Linked DNA regions of Homo sapiens: region 1 is linked to region 2. Evidence: read pairs that join two places in POLR2A ChIA-PET (ENCODE). Cell type or tissue: OCI-LY7. All regions are shown on one strand.

Region 1 (8,000 bases), 610 kb after region 2:
TATCATCTCACACCTGTTAGAATGACTCTTTTGGTAAGAGATAACAAGTGTTGGTGAGGGTGTGGAGAAAAGGAAACCCTTGTAGACTGTGGATGGGAATATAAATTGGCACAGCCATTATGGAAAACAGTAATGGAGGTTCCTCAAAAACTTAAAAATAGAACTACCATATGACCTAGCTGGGTATGTACTCAAAGGAAATGAAATCAGCACCTGGTAGAGATATCTGTGCTACTGTGTTCATTGCAGTATTAGTCACAATAGCCAAGTTATGGAAACAATGTGTCAACTGACAGATGAATGAAAAAAGAAATTGTGATACACACAGATACACACAATGGAATATCATTCAGCCTTAAAAAATGAGATACTGCCATTTGCAACTACACGGATAATAAACCCAGAGGACATTACACTCAGTAAAATAAGCCAGACACTGAAAGAAAATACTGATGACATCGCTTATATATGGAAATCTGCAAAAAGTCTAACATATAGAAACAAAAGAGCAGGCCAGGCGTGGTGACTCATACCTGTGATCCAAGCAGTTTGGGAAGCCAAGGCAGGAGGATTCCTTGAGACTAAGAGTTCAAGACCAGCCTAGGCAACACAGTGAGACCCTGTCTCTACAAAAAATTTAAAGAAAAATAGCTGGGTGTGGTGGTACACACCTTTAGTCCTAGCTACTTGAGAGGCTGAGGAGGGAGGATCACTTAAGCCCAGGAGGGGGAGGTTGCAGTGAGCCGAGACTGCACCACTGCACTCCAGCTTGGGCAACAGAGTGAGACCTTGTCTCAAAAAAATAATAAAATACAGCAAGGAGACATGGAGAAAAACAAAAACAAAAATGTGTTTAACTGTCTTTTAGTCTATTTGCATTGCTATAAAGAAATACCTGAGGCTGGGTAATTTATAAAGTAAAGAGTTTTACTTGGCTAACAGTTCTGCAGGCTGTACAAGAAGCGTGCCGCTAGCATCTGCTTCTGGTAAGGACCTCAGGAGGTTTCCAATCATGGCAGAGCCAAAGGGGGAGCAAATGTGTCACATGGCAAGAGAGAGGGGAAGTGTGTCACACTCTTCTGAACAACCAATTCTCACATGAACGAATAGAGCAGGAATTCACACATTACCTCTGGGACAAGGATGGTACCAACCCATTCATGAGGGACCTGCCCCATGACCCCGAACACTTCCCACCAGGCCCCCACTGTCTAACACTGAGACGTGAGATTGGAGGTGGACAAATTTCAACATGAAATTTGGAGGGGTCAAATATCCAAACTATATCAAACTGCAAAAGTAGTTTCATTATTATGCCTAGATCAACTGTTGAACAACTAGATGATACAGAAATAAACTTTATGCATAGCATTATATGTATCCTGACAGCATTATAGGCACCCATCCTAACTATACCTGGTTTGAATTATATTTATTTAGAAACTATAAAAATTTTGTTCCAAATGTTGAAATTTCTGACAAAGCAACATTTATATTAGGAGTATAAGGAAATGTTTAAAATATACTTAAAAAAAAACAGAAAACAAACTAGCAATGTCTCCTCCATAAAATGCTTGACAAACTTCAGAATAATTTTTTGCTTTTAATTACCAGCAGTATATAGGGAAAAAGGGTTTTCAAAGTTGAGGACTTCCCAAATGTACTCCAGGTAACACCAGGTGAAGGTGAGGGAACAGCTTAATGCTACTCACTGCTTGAGCAAAAGAAAAAATCATTTTTTATGACCTGCCTATGTATTGAGTTTCATTTTGATTCTTTTTTTAATTAAAAAGTACTACTTTAGGCCAGGCTCAGTGGCTCATGCCTGTAATCCCAGCACTTTGGGAGGCTGAGGTGGGCGGATCACTAGGTCAGGAGTTCGAGACCAGCCTGACCAACATGGAGAAACCCCATCTCTACTAAAAATGCAAAAATTAGCCAGGCGTGGTGGCAGGCCCCATAATCCCAGCTACTCGGGAGGCTGAGGCAGGAGAATCACTTGAACCTGGGAGGCAGAGGTTGCAGTGAGCTGAGATCATGCCATTGCATTCCAGCCCGGGTGACAGTGCGAGACTCTGTCTCAAAAAAAAAAAAAAAAAAAAAAAAAAGTGCCACTTTGTCCCGGTGTGGTAGCTCATACCTGTAAACCCAGCACTTTGGGAGGCTAAGGCAGGAGGATAGCTTGAGCCTACGAGTTCAAGACCAGTGTGGGCAACATAATGAGAGTTCATCTTTACCAAAGGGGAAAAAAAATTAGGTGGGTGTGGTGGTACACACTTGTAGTCCTAGCTACTCAGCTAGACTAGGTTGAGGTAGGAGGATCACTAAAACCCAGGAGGCCAAGGCTGTAGAGAGCCGTGATCATACTACTGCACTCCAGCCTGGGCAACAGAGCAAGACTCCATCTCAAAAAAAAAAAAAAAAAAAAAAAAAGAAGAATTCCGCTTCGTTTTAAAAGGGTTATAGGTGAGGGGAAACAACAAGGATTTTGAAGTCCAGAAGATCAGGTTATATAGATTCTGGAAAAGAAAGACTGGTGCGGCCGGGCATGGTAGCTCACGCCCATAATCCCAGCACTTTGGGAGGCTGAGGCTGGTGGATCACTTGAGCAGAGGAGTTCAAGACCATCCTGGCCAACAAGGCAAAACCCTGTCTTACCAAAAATACAAAAATTAGCCAGTGTGATGTGTGGTGTGGTGGCATGCACCTGTAGTCCCAACTACTCAGGAGGCTGAGATGGGAAGATTGCTGGAGCCCAGGAAGTTGAGGCTACAGTTAGCTGTGATCACGCCACTGCACTCCAGTCTGGGTGACAGGGCGAGACCCTGTCTCAAAAAAATAAATAACTTAAAAAAAAAATTTAAGTAGTTGTGTTTCTATGCATATGCAATGAATAATCTGAAAAAGAAATTAGGAATGCAATTCCATTTAACATTGAAAAGAACAATAACATCTAAAAGAGTACCTAGAAAGAGATTTAACCAAGGAGGTGAGTTTTACCCTGAAAACTACAATACGCTGCTGCAGAAAATTTAAAATAACCAAAATAAATTAAAAGCCATTCTGAGTTATTGAGTAGGAAGACTTAATATTGTTGACATCAATACTACCTAGAGCAATGTACAGATTCGATGCAATCTCTATCAAAATTCCAAAATCTTTTCTTGCAGAAACGGAAATGCTGACCCTCAAATTCACAGAGCTGCAAGGGACACTGAAAAGCCAAAACAATCAAGAAAAAAAAAAGTTGGAACACTCACACTTTCTGACTTCAGAACTTACTACAATGCTACAGTAATCAAAATAATATGGTACTGAAAAAGCATAGACATATAGACCAACAGCATAAAACTGAGCATACCAAAATAAACTGATACATCTATGACCAACTGATTTGTGCCAAGTCCATTCAATGGAGAAATAAGACCCTGCTCAACAAATGGTGCTGGGACAACTGGATTTCCACAAGCAAAAGAATGACGTTGGACTCCTAACTCATACCAAACACAAAAATTAACTGAAAATATATCAATGACCTAAATATAAGAGCTAAAACCATAAATCTCTTAGAAGAAAACATAGGGGCAAATCCTCATGACCTTGGATTTGGCAATGAATTCTTAAGATCTGACACAAAAAGCACAAGACAATGAAAGAAAAAACAGATAAATCTGACTTCGTCAAAATTAAAAACTTTCGTTCATCAGAGGACATTATCAAGAAACTAAAAAGATAAACTTTTGATTGGGTTTAAATGAGAGAAAATATTTGCAAATCATATATTGGATAAAGGTCTAATATCAAGAATATATAATAAGGATCTCCTAAAACTCAACATCAAAAACACAAACAACCAAATTAAAAAATGGGCAATGGTCCAGGCGCAGTGGCTCACGCCTGTAATCCCAGCACTTTGGAAAGCCGAGGCGGGGGTGGATCACCTGAGGTCAGGAGTTCTAGACCAGCCTGGCCAACATGGTGAAACCCCGTCTCTATTAAAAACCTAAAAATTAGCCAGGCATGGTGGTAGGTGCCTGTAATCCCAGCTACTCATGGGGCCGAGGCAGGAGAATTGCTTGAACCCAGGAGGCAGAGGTTGCAGTGAGCCTAGATCACACCATCACACTCCAGCCTGGGGGACAACAGCAAGACTTCATCTCAAATAAATAAATAAATAACTAATTTAAAAAGGGGCAATGAATTTGAATAGACATTTCTATAAAGACATACAAATGGCCAATAAGCACATGAAAAGATGCTTAATATCATTACTGGTTAGAGAAATACAAACCAAAAGGACACCAACTAAGATGGGATAAGAAAAGAAAGAAAATAGCAAGTGTGGGCAAGGAGGTAGAGAAATTGACATGTGTACATTGCTGGTAGGAATGTAAAATATTGCAGGTTCTGTGAAAAACAATATGGCAGTTCCTGAAGAAGCTAACCACAGCGAATTACAAAAACAACCCAGCAATTCCATTCCAAGGAACATACCCAGATGAATTGCAAATAGGGACTTAAACCAATAATTGTATGCCAATGTTCACTGCAGTATCCAGTTTAGCCAAAAGGTGCAAAATGTCCACCTGAATAGAGTATTACTGAGCATTAAAAAGGAATGAAATTCTGGTACATACTGCAACACAGATGAACCTTGAAAATATTATACTAAATGAAAGTAGTCAGACACAAAAATACAAATATTTTATTATTCCACTTACATTAAATATCTAGAAGAGGTAAATTGGTAGAGACAGAAAGTAGATTAGAAGTTACTAGGGATTGGGAAAGAATAGATGGTAGTAATCGTTGCACAACATTGTGAATGTAATTAATGGCCTTCAATTGTACATTTCAAGTGGTTAAAATGGCAAATTTAATGTTGTATAAATATATTTCACCACAATAAAAAAAATCAAAGAAAAAGTTATTAAATGTTCTATAGAAATCAGCCCTAGCAAAGCTCTTAAACAAAACATCTATGAATTAATTATCAGTAAGTGCATTCCATTACAAATTACTGAGCCGTACACAGAAAATAATTGTTTCAGGCATTAAAAAAGAACAACTGAAATTTAAGTTAGCTTACTACAAAAAGTTTGTATCAATTAAAAACAACTTAAATTCTGTCAAGACTTGTTTTTCATTTTTTTTTAAATCCTGAACTATTTTTTTTTTTTTTAAATAGAGATGGGGTCTCACCATGTTGCCCAGGCTGTCTCAAACTCCTGGCCTCAAGCTGGTACAGCATCCTAAAGTGCTGGGATTACAGCTGTGAGGCACCAAGGCTGGCTGCCAAACTACTTTCTACATACTAGGATTGATCATATTTACAGTTGGGCTGCTTAACTCATATGGACAGATTACAGATTTTTTTTGAACACCACATATAAGTTTCATAAAAGCAACAATTATGTTTTATTTTTAAATTTTATATCCATGCTTGCCATACAAATAGTGCTCAACTAATTTGGTAAATAAAATCAAACCAGTGGCCAGGCCTGCTGGCTCACAACTGTAATCCTAGCACTTTGGGAGGCCGAGGTGGGTAGATGACCTGAAATCAGGAGTTCAAGACCTGCCTGGCCAACATGCGAAACCCTGTCTCTACTAAAAATACAAAAAAAAATAGCTGGGTGTAGTGGCAGGCACCTGTAATCCCAGCTACTGGGGAGGCTGAGGTAGGAGAGTCACTAGAACTCTGGGTGCAGAGGTTGCAGTGAGCCGAGATCGCACCATTGCACTTCAGCCTGGGCGACAGGGTGAGACTCTGTCTCAAAAAGAAAAAGAAAAATCAAAACAGTAAAAATCAGTCCAGGCGTGATAGCTCACACCTGTAATCCTAGCAATTTGGGAGGCCCAGGCGGGTGAATCTCCTGAGCTCAAGAGTTTGAGACCAGCCTGGGCAACATGGTAAAACCCTGTCTCTAACAAAAAATACAAAAAAATTAGCCGCGCATGGTGGTACGTGCCTGTGGTCCCAGCTACTTCGGAGGCTGATGTGGGAGGTTCACTTGAGCCTAGAAGGTGGAGGCTGCAGTGAGCTGAGACTGTGCTACTGTACACACACACACACACACACACACACACAAATCAGCATGAAGCATTAAAGTAGCATTAAAGGTTCCTCAAGTAATCTTCCTGTTACAGTTTTAAAAAAAAAACTTTCTTAAATAACATCTGAGTGGCCGGGCGCGGTGGCTCACGCCTGTAATCCCAGCACTTTGGGAGGCCGAGGCGGGCGGATCACGAGGTCAGGAGATCGAGACCATCCCGGCTAAAACGGTGAAACCCCGTCTCTACTAAAAATACAAAAAAATTAGCCGGGCGTAGTGGCGGGCGCCTGTCGTCCCAGCTACTTGGGAGGCTGAGGCAGGAGAATGGCGTGAACCCGGGAGGCGGAGCTTGCAGTGAGCCGAGATCCCGCCACTGCACTCCAGCCTGGGCGACAGAGCGAGACTCCGTCTCAAAAAAAAAAACAAAAAAAAAAACAAAACATCTGAGTAATTCAGGGTCCATAAAACCAAATCTTTAAATTACTTATTTTCCCATGTATATCTCCACTCCCAACTCCAACAGGAAGTTACCAGAATTTGACATTCTGAGGAATTTCATTCACTGGTTTGCGCCTTTCTGCCTGTGAGGTAGCCCAGACTAGCAAGGAAAACCAACAAGGAGTCATCTTCGTGGCCACATGGTTGGACTATTCACGAACTTACTGCTGGTTTGCCTCAAGTACTCCTGGTTCACCAGTTCATAGAGTAAAAATTTGGGGTGTTACTTGAATTGTTTTCTTTTGTCTTACTGTTCTGTTTGTGGTTTTGCATATTAAGTATTTAATTACATAAACATTGAATATGAATGCAAAGTTTATATGATTAGCTACTGAAGTAAATTGTGTACCATTAATTTCAATGAAAATTAATTTCTGACTTTTAAGAATTCACCTTAAGGCATCCTTTTTTTTTTCTTTTAAATACAGGGGTTTTTTGGGAACAAATTACCCACCTGAAATGGGGAAAAACTGTACTTTATCCCGAATTAGGCAATTCATAGCCAGAGATGACCCTAATTGATCATGAGAACGAGCCTCTCAGATCTCTGACTACAGGAAGGATAATAGACTGAGTGCTGCAGCAGCTGCACTCAAATCCATCACTGTGTTTGTGTCGAGGCCAGTTTCTCACTAGCTCCTCCCAGTCACTGACTGAGCATGGCAGGCCTGTTCCCGGGAGACACATCATTTTTCCAACAGGCACCTTTCACTCAAAGACTTTCTGAGGCCTTGCAAACTTTCCTTAGTATTGCACTACAGTCTAAGACACTTTCACTCAAAGTTCCTTCCTTCCTTACCTCTCTTTTAACTTGGAGTCAGACTTTCATCAGTCTGACAACTCTCCCTGTCTCCTTCCTTTTCCCCCCTCACAAGCATTTCACCTAACAAATTTCTTATGTGCTTAATCCCATCTTGGCATCTGCTTCTAAGAGGTCCTGGACTAATACAATGACAAAGGCTCCCCTTGAAGCATCACACTAAAAAGAAAAAAAAAAAAAAAAAACCTAGCCATTTTACATTAACTATTTCTAAAATATAGTATTTGCTTCCCTATTTGCTAAAACAAAATATACTAAACATGACTATTCCAAAATTCTGTAGGTACTAAGAATATGAAGAGATTCACTCTACTCAGGGGATGGAGTTGTAGTAGAAAGGCTTTGTGGAGGAGGTGGTGTTTGAAATGTACTTTAGAGCCATCCTCAAAGCCTTGAGGCTATACCTGCCTGTGATTATCAAGGACAGTCCATCAAACAGGCCTTCCACGCTTGGATATCTGCCAAAGAGTAAATCCCTCCTATCACAATTCTCTCACAGCCCTCTAATCTCTAGAATACTGATGGTGCCTTAGTCTCCCTCCAAACGTGATCCTCTCCCAATATTCCCCCTTTCATCACCATCCCCACTTAGACACCTCAGTCAGAAACCTGGGAATCCTCTCACT
Region 2 (8,000 bases):
TCTCAAACTCTCTGCATCCCTTTCTACTTAATCTAAGCAGCTTGCTTGACTAGACAGTAAATATCAATGGCTAAAAGACTCAGAATTCTTCCTCCCCCTCTCTGTCCTCTCCCATTTTTCTTCTTCCTTGTCAACTTATGTGATAATAGTACCTTGATTTTTTTTTGTTTTTGTTTTTGTTTTTGTTTTGTTTTGAGATGGAGTTTCTCTCTTGTTGCCCATGCTGGAGTGCAATGGCATGATCTTGGCTCACCACAACCTCCGCCTCCCAGGTTCAAGTGATTCTCTTGCCTCAGCCTCCCGAGTAGCTGGGATTACAGGCATGCGCCACCACGCCCAGCTAATTTTGTATTTTTAGCAGAGACGGGGTTTCTCCATGTTACTCAGGCTGGTCTCGAACTCCCGACCTCAGGTGATCTGCCCGCCTCAGCCTCCCAAAAGTGCTGAGATTACAGGCGTGAGCCACCACACCTGGCCAATACCTTGATTTTTAATCATCCTTTTTATCTTTCCAGTTAGTGTCACACCTTTGAGTTCATCTGGGATAGGAGGGGAGAGGGGGCGGGTTGGAGGGCTGGTCTGAGTGCCCTCAAGATGAAAGCATTTCCAAGGCAGGGTCACCTGCTTAGACAGTTGCCCTGACCCCCTTCCCGTGTGGGAAGACAGGACAGAGCCCACGCAAATCTTCCTTGCAGTGGAGATGACCGAAGTCTGGCTCTTGGGATGCGTAGCTTTGATGAAGGTCACTCAGAAGCTGTTGGCAGGTATGAGCTCAAAACCTTGCTTGCTCTCATCCTACACATCTCCATGAGTTCAATGCTTCTCAGAAAGTTCTAGTCACAGAACCTTCACTTGAAACGAAATTCAAGCAGAATTGCACTGTTTGGAGCAGATAGCAGCTGAGTAGCTGAGAGCCAGGGATGTGGGGGTGCCAGGAATAGCCTTCCCCTCAGTCTCCCCTTGCCCCACCCTCTGTCCCTGCAGTACCCCCACCAAACATCCCAAGAACCACTGCCCCCCAGACCACGCAGCCTCCTTTAGCCAAAGGGTGTTGTAAGCTGAGCCTTCCCTATCCCCTATTCCTCTTTTCCCCAACCAGAGAGGACAGATGCTCCCAAGTAAATGAGCTGAAATTCAAGTCAGAGACATTCCTAGGGGCTGTTTACTTGGTGTTCCATGCCTAACGGGTTCGGATGTGTCCTCTGGCTGAATCATGCCTCTGATGGTCCAGCAGATGCTGCCAAGAAGCAGGGTTGGCGTTGGGCAGCAGGGTCGCCACTGCAGACATGTGGCATCTGATACCTCCCCACCTGCTTGACCCTTCCAGCATCTCTCCCTTCCGCAGACAGATTCCTGGCTCTGTTGTTTGGGGTTTCCTCATGCCTTCTCATCCTTTCTGTACTGTGTCTGCACTGAGTCTGAGATCAGGGAAGCATCTCAAATTACAGAGCAGGGATTTGGGAAAGGAGAGAAGATATGGAAATGTTGATACCCAAGAAAGTCCTGCTTTTAAAAAAAATTATTGGGTAGTACTCAGCAAGCTTCCAGCGGAGCGGATAGTAGACTCCACATCCCTTTGTACTTAATCTAAGAGGCTTGTTTGACTAGGCAATCTAGACATCTCCTGCGAGCAGCAGTAGTGTGCCGGACCTGGAGTCAGAAGCCTGGTTCTGCTTCCAGCTCAGCAGTGAACAGTTCCAGTGACGCTTTAAACTTGGCCTATATTGTTAATAAAATAAAATGTCATTTCCAAGGCCTCTTCTAAGCTCTATCTTTGTGTTTAACAGGCCACTGATAGCTTACTGCCTGGCAGTAAGTCCTCAGCCCCCTTCAGAGCAAAGGGGTCCAGGAGGCTCTTTCAGTGAAGTTGTTCTGGACAGTGTCCTGCACCTTGAATGAAATCAGCCTTGTAACCTGGCTCAGGCCAAAAGCATCCATACACTGGACCAAGGGAAGCTAGTCACTAGTCAGGTGGCCCATAGCCACTCTATCCAAAGGGGACCCTCCTTATTGATGGTGACCAGACCTGAGATTCTCTCATGCCAGGAAGATGACTGAAGTTCTTACAGAGAACATGCTGGAGCAACCCAGGAAGACAGGGTAATCTGAACAAGGACTGCCATTGCTCTACTTCTTCAGGGCACACCCATAGGCCAGTTCCGGGAGCACTGTGACCTAGCACTCAGTTTCTCATGTGGCCTTATGGTCAACACCCATCACCAGAGGAAGGTCAGGCCCATCTTGTCCTGGCAACCTAGTATCACCTGGAGGCGATGATTCCATTCTATTTTGCAAGGAGGTCATGATGTGTAGGAGGTAAGTCCTGGGTCTTAAATCAACTGAGATTGCAAATCGGGTGTTGAGCATTACTCCTTGTTTCTAACCCTACACATAGGATTAACTCCACGTGGGTCAATGGAGCAAAGATTTCTTCAAAATCAGGAGCCTGAGTAGTTTATTACTAATAAGGTGACCTTGAAAAAGATGCTTGACCTCTGTCTTAGTTTCCTCACCGCCTGATAGGGACAATGTTGTTCAATCTACCTACGTCCTAGGGCTGCTGTAGAAAGAAATCAAATGGAATCACGTACATGAACATACTCAGTCATACAATGGACTAAGTAAATAACTGTCCTTAAAACCCAGAGAGTGAGGGGCATGAGACAGGAGAGCATGGAACTAACAGCACTGGCTCTGGAATCAGACTTGATTGAGTTCAGATCATGGCTCTGCCAATTCCTACAAGAGTGACCTTGGACAAATTACTTAGCCTTTCTGGGCCTCAGTTTTCTCATCTGTAAAATAGCAATAATATAGCACTTACTTTATAGGGTTTCTTAATTAAGTTAATGTATGTCAAGAGAAGTGCCTAGCACATAGTAAATGCTCCCAAATGTCCATTATTATAAAGAATGCCACATACCTCTGGCCAGAAGCACATTCTGTGGGCTCCCACAGCCCTCCTGTGCCCATAGAAGGGAAGCACTTGCTCTGGACCTTGGCATTCTTGAAGGGATGCGTGGTGGGTCTTCCTCCAGCAGAGATGGTTCCTGGCCTCCTATTCTGGCACAGTTGACTGTGAGACCACGTGCAACTTCCACCTTCCCAAGAGCTTCAGTTTCCTGCCCTAGAAAAGAAAGGCATTCGTAATGACCTGTCCCACAAATGGTCACTTGGATTGCCTCATTTGTGGTGTCCTGGACAAAACCCCTACTCCACGATTTCCTGGATGTACACCCTACTGCAGAGGGGCGCATGAGCCCACGCATGCCACCAAATCAGCAAGAGAAGTCGAGTAAACAACCCTGGGCCTAAAGAGCTCCCTCGGGAAGGCATGGAGAATTATTTTTGCTTTAAATATCTCTAAAGAAGGTTTAGAAAAGGGACTCTCCAGCTTTTCCTTTGCCTTTACGTTTTCTGGTTAGGAACATTGAAATTTCCTATCTTGAGTCCAGGATGAAGTGGACATTTTTAAAGGGGGTTTTATTTCCAGAACACAGTCTGTTCTTCTCAGCAAAGCCCTTAATTGGAAACAGTTGTCACTGACCCCATTGGCATGCCCCAGGGTGGGGAGGGCATGCACCCAGCCTGCAGTGATTTTGCTCTGCCATTTCCAAGGAGGCAGCCTGAAGAACTGAGCCCCATATGCTGGGGGCCTCGCTGGGCTGACCAGTCTGCTTGGTAAAGGGCCGGGGCAGAGGGTGGTTTCAGCTGTGCACACTTGGTTTCTGCAGTGGTTCTAATTCAGGCTGTCCAGAGACGATCATCTGGATGACCCCTAGAAAGTTCCCCTCTGGAGCAGGAGAACAGGAGAGGAAGAGGGTGGCCATTGCACTTAGAGTGACTCTTCTGTGTTGGGTTAGCTGCTGGCTGGATTTCTGCACTTGGCTGCAGCCTCTTGTAGCTGATACATTCATACCCAGCCAGAATGACAGCCTTGGCTGCAGGTTTGGATTTCCTAACACCCAGATGTGAGCTGTGAGTGGCACACAGCAGTGACCAGTTCCTAATATTTGCTCAGATGACACAAAAGTCTTTGTCCTTGAAGCAGATCCCAAGCTAAACCTTGGACTCTGTCACCCCGGCTTCCACAGATGCTTGCTTCATAAGTCCTAAGGTAAGAAATAGCACAGCTCCATCCTCCAGCCTTACCACGAACGGATGCCAATGTGCAATCTCAGGAAGCTTCTGTGTTAGGAAGATGCTGCCGGAGCACTTGCAGTGAGTGACCCGGATCATGCAGGCCCTGTCAGATGACTTATGTCACTTTCCTCAAGGAGAAAATTACACTCTTTATACTTGGCTGAGGGGAGGAGGCATTGAGGTTTTCTTTGTGGAGGTAAAAAAAAAAAAAAAAAAAAAAGTTTTGCAGATTTTGCCTTTTTTAACCTCAAAAATATTTTTAAATGTAAGATGTTTTCTGAGGTAGAGTCTACGTGAGGTGTGACACTGTAATTGTGAATCCCACCATCCAGCTAAGCTAAGGCCTATGGAGCATAATTCACTCTTTCCTTCAGCAAATATTTGAACAGTGTAAAACTAAAACAGCCCATTCATTAAGCAATGTGCAAGGTTCTCCCGCTGAAATATCCTGGAGTCATAAGATTTGATCGCTGGGCTGCAGCAGTCAGTCTGATTAAGACCTTCAGAGACCATGAAGACAGGACCCATTAAGGAACCTCACCCCAAATTAAAGACAACACCAAATTGCATTTTTTTTAAGCATAAAGGAAGGAAATCAAGGATCTGATTTTTCCTAAAATGAATGTTTCAGTAACAAATAATCTCCACCTCTCCCATCTTCCACCCCCACTTATTCCCATCCCTCCACCCTCTCTCCACCACAATGCTCATCCACCAGAGGAAAGTGGGGGTGGGGCAGGGGTTGCACTTGAGTGACAGATGTGAGGTTATGGCTAGAAAGTGAGAGCTTAACCCCAGGGGAGAGAGTGACTTCCTCTCACAGCAAAGTGGTCTAAAGTAGGCCAAGGCAGCTGGTTGGGCGAGGAATGAGAATTCTCAAGAGGAGATGAAATTGATGCTGTAATCTCAGAGTGGGGAAGACGTAGCGGACTTTAACTCAGGAAGTTTCCATGAAAGAATTGAGAGCCTATGAGAGAGAAATACTGGAGTGAAATCAAAAGAGTTGACATGAAGGCCATGCAGAAAATTATCTTGATTCTTCCAGGAAACTAAGGACAAAAGCAATAATTCAGTTTCCGCAGAGAAATGTGTGTTCTTGGGGAAGAGTGGAGGAAATCACTCAAGGAGAAATATTGGCTTTTAAAGTCACTAGACTTAAAGACAGGGTTGGGGTCATGGAAGGGAACAGAAAACTAGAAAGGCTTGGAAATAACTTGGTGATATTTTTGGTTGATACAAGCTGAACTTTCTTTTTCTTTTTTTTTTTTTTGAGATCGAGTTTCATTCTGTTGCCCGGGCTGGAGTGCAGTGGCGTGACTTTGGCTCACTGCAACCTCCATCTCCCGGGTTCAATCAGTTCTCCTGTCTCAGCCTCCTAAGTAGCTGGGACTACAGGCACACACCACCATGCCTGGCTAATTTTTTTTTTTTTTTTTTTTTTTTGTATTTTTAGTAGAGACAGGGTTTCACCATATTGGTCAGGCTGGTCTCGAACTCCTGGCCTCAGGTGATCCACCCGCCTCAGCCTCCCAAAGTGCTGGGATTACAGGCGTGAGCCACCCCCGCCCCAGCCTATACAAGCTGAACTTTCTAAACTCTAAATCCCATAGTCTTTGGTGGACTGCATCCTAGATTCACCTTTCCTTAGCTGTGTACCAAGAGTTTGGATGCAGTAGGCACTGTGGGGAAGGGGCACTGTAGGAGCCACAAAGCGGAAAGGGTGTGAATCCCAGGGTACCCTTTGGAAAAGCCGTTGGGAGAGGGTGACCTACCCTACCACACAAGGGACAATGTAAAGTATCTGCAGGCTTCTGCTTGTGACTGCCCTGAGGCCCGGTTTTCACATAGCAGCTTTTCTGTCTATTTGTTTTACGTATTTCTCTCTAAATAAGTTTCTTTAGCTGTTTAAAAAAAAAAAAAAAAAAAAAAAAAGACAGTTCTCAAAGCAAGGTTCCCTGGACCAACAACATCAGCATCACTGGGGATCTCAGAACCTGACCCAGTGGTCTGCCCGGCCCAGACCTACAGAAGCAGAATCTGTAGGGGTAGGGCCAGCAATCTGTATTTTAATAAGCCCTTCTTGCGATCTCGTTTGAGAACCACTTGTTTAGCAAAACGGCAGGCCCATTGAGCTATCAGAGTCTTAAATATTTCACCCTTGTGCTATTTATGGGTCTATTTTTGGCTTTTGTATTTAAACTGCCTTTGCAGAAATGCACAAGGTTTCTGTGCCATAGAACTCAATGTTTCCGGGGTTATTATGCATATTACTGAATCCACAATTTTAACCTTGGGGGTGAGGAGGAGGTACAGCAGGGCCAGCATGTAATTTGATCAACTCAGTCTTCCTTCTTTTTCTAGGTTGAGGGGAGTGCAAAACAGTACACAGAGATGTGGGGAGGGGGGCTCCGGCTGCATTTGACTTCCCCTGAGCTGTGTGTCTGAGGCAACTGAGAAGTACCCTTAAGACCTACACCAGCTGGCTCTTGCCTTTGGAAACAAGTGCTCAGAGGCCGGCATGTGATCCGCCAGCAGCAGCTAGGTTGCTCACATGCTTTCCATCTCCTTTTCCTTTCCAAATTCAATTATCTTGCATTTCTCAACCCTGAGTCTCCTCCCTAACCCCAGGAAAAATGGGATTTTAGAGCCCTGGAGACTCAGTTATGCAGTTATCCCTTAGCCTCCTCGCTCCTCCCAGCCAAACATTCCAACTAGCACTCTCCCTAACTGGATTCCAGACCTGCCAAGACATTCCAGGACAGAGGCGATTCCTTCCTGCTGGCTGCCTGGCTCAGGTTGTCGAGCCAGATATGTGAGGCCAAGCACAGGTATCTGTTAGAGAGGCCAAGAGATGCGTGATCCCTGCAACCTCTGGTGCAGAGGAGCAGGCAACCGGGGCTTGTGCAAAGCTTGGAGACAGCGAGGAGCAGGAGAAGACTGCGTGTTATGTAAGGGAAGCATGTGGGTTGCGTGCTGCTATTCACCTGTTGCTAATTAGTACACTGCCTGTCAGGACTCAGGCGAGGAAAACATCTTCCTCCGACGCACGCTCACCTCGCTGTCAGAGTGAAGACATAATGATCCAGTCTAGAAGGGTTCTGTCCAACAGAAAAATTTATTGAACCACGTGGTATGTTAGGTGCTGAAGATACGAGATGAATAAACCAGGGTCCCTGCTCACAAGGAATTTGTGATCAAGAAGAGAGACGAAAACAAGTAAACAGTTGTGTACAATCCATGTGATAGAGAAAGCAAAACTACCTTTGGTGTACAAAAATCCTACACTGCTTTGAAAGTTGAGTCAGGCCAACTCAGAGGTCCCTTCTAGAAGTGCGTTCTAGGCAGGGAGAACAGTAAGTGCAAAAGTTGGGGAGTGGGCCTGGGGTTCTCAAATCCTGAAATGGCAAAATTAAGCTAAGGTTGCTATGCCAGGTACAGAGTCAGGAAGGCTGCTTCCTCTGGACGGGGCCAGCAACAAGACTCAAAATGTGAGTAGGAGAACCCAAGGAAAAAGTAGGTAGGAACAGGTCAAGACATGGACAGAGAAGGGTGGGGAGAAGTGGCGTGCAGGGAGATTGCTGGGATCATGAGCTAGCACTGAGGCTTGTCTTTGTGAGCCTCTGCAGAGGACGCTTGGGAGCAGGAGCCTAGCATAGAAGGCAGGGTCAGGTGCTGGGCACAGTGGCTCATGACTGTAATCCCAGCACTTTGGGAGGCTGAGGTGGGTGGATCACAAGGTCAGGAGTTCGAGACCAGCCTGGCCAATATGGTGAAACCCCGTCTCTACTGAAACTACAGAAATTAGCCAGGAGTGGTGGCATGCACCTGTAATCCCAGCTACTTGGGAGGCTGAGGCA

What was found. ChIA-PET counts read pairs that join two places held together with the same protein. Peaks named below come from ENCODE experiments on the same cell type or tissue, not always from the same donor. Only the 100,000 strongest peaks of a DNase experiment are listed, where the experiment ranks them.
Region 1: POLR2A ChIA-PET joins it to region 2 with 19 read pairs; 2 of 35 experiments call an interaction of 5 or more read pairs at or near these places.

The regions. Positions count from the first base shown.
Region 1 is chr2:39,100,123-39,108,122 of GRCh38, forward strand. All of the region lies in intron 1 of SOS1 (SOS Ras/Rac guanine nucleotide exchange factor 1), which reads right to left. Among named protein-coding and RNA genes, the nearest start is that of SOS1, 17 kb to the right of the region's middle. In OCI-LY7, no CTCF peak of the experiment used is centred here; a DNase peak (open chromatin) is centred at 89; H3K4me3 peaks cover 271 bases; H3K27ac peaks cover 771 bases.
Region 2 is chr2:38,493,352-38,501,351 of GRCh38, forward strand. It overlaps LINC02613 (long intergenic non-protein coding RNA 2613), which reads right to left. Exons shown (of 5, transcript NR_110259.1): 2 at 2,924-3,127. Among named protein-coding and RNA genes, the nearest start is that of LINC02613, 18 kb to the right of the region's middle. In OCI-LY7, no CTCF peak of the experiment used is centred here; a DNase peak (open chromatin) is centred at 4,970; H3K4me3 peaks cover 444 bases.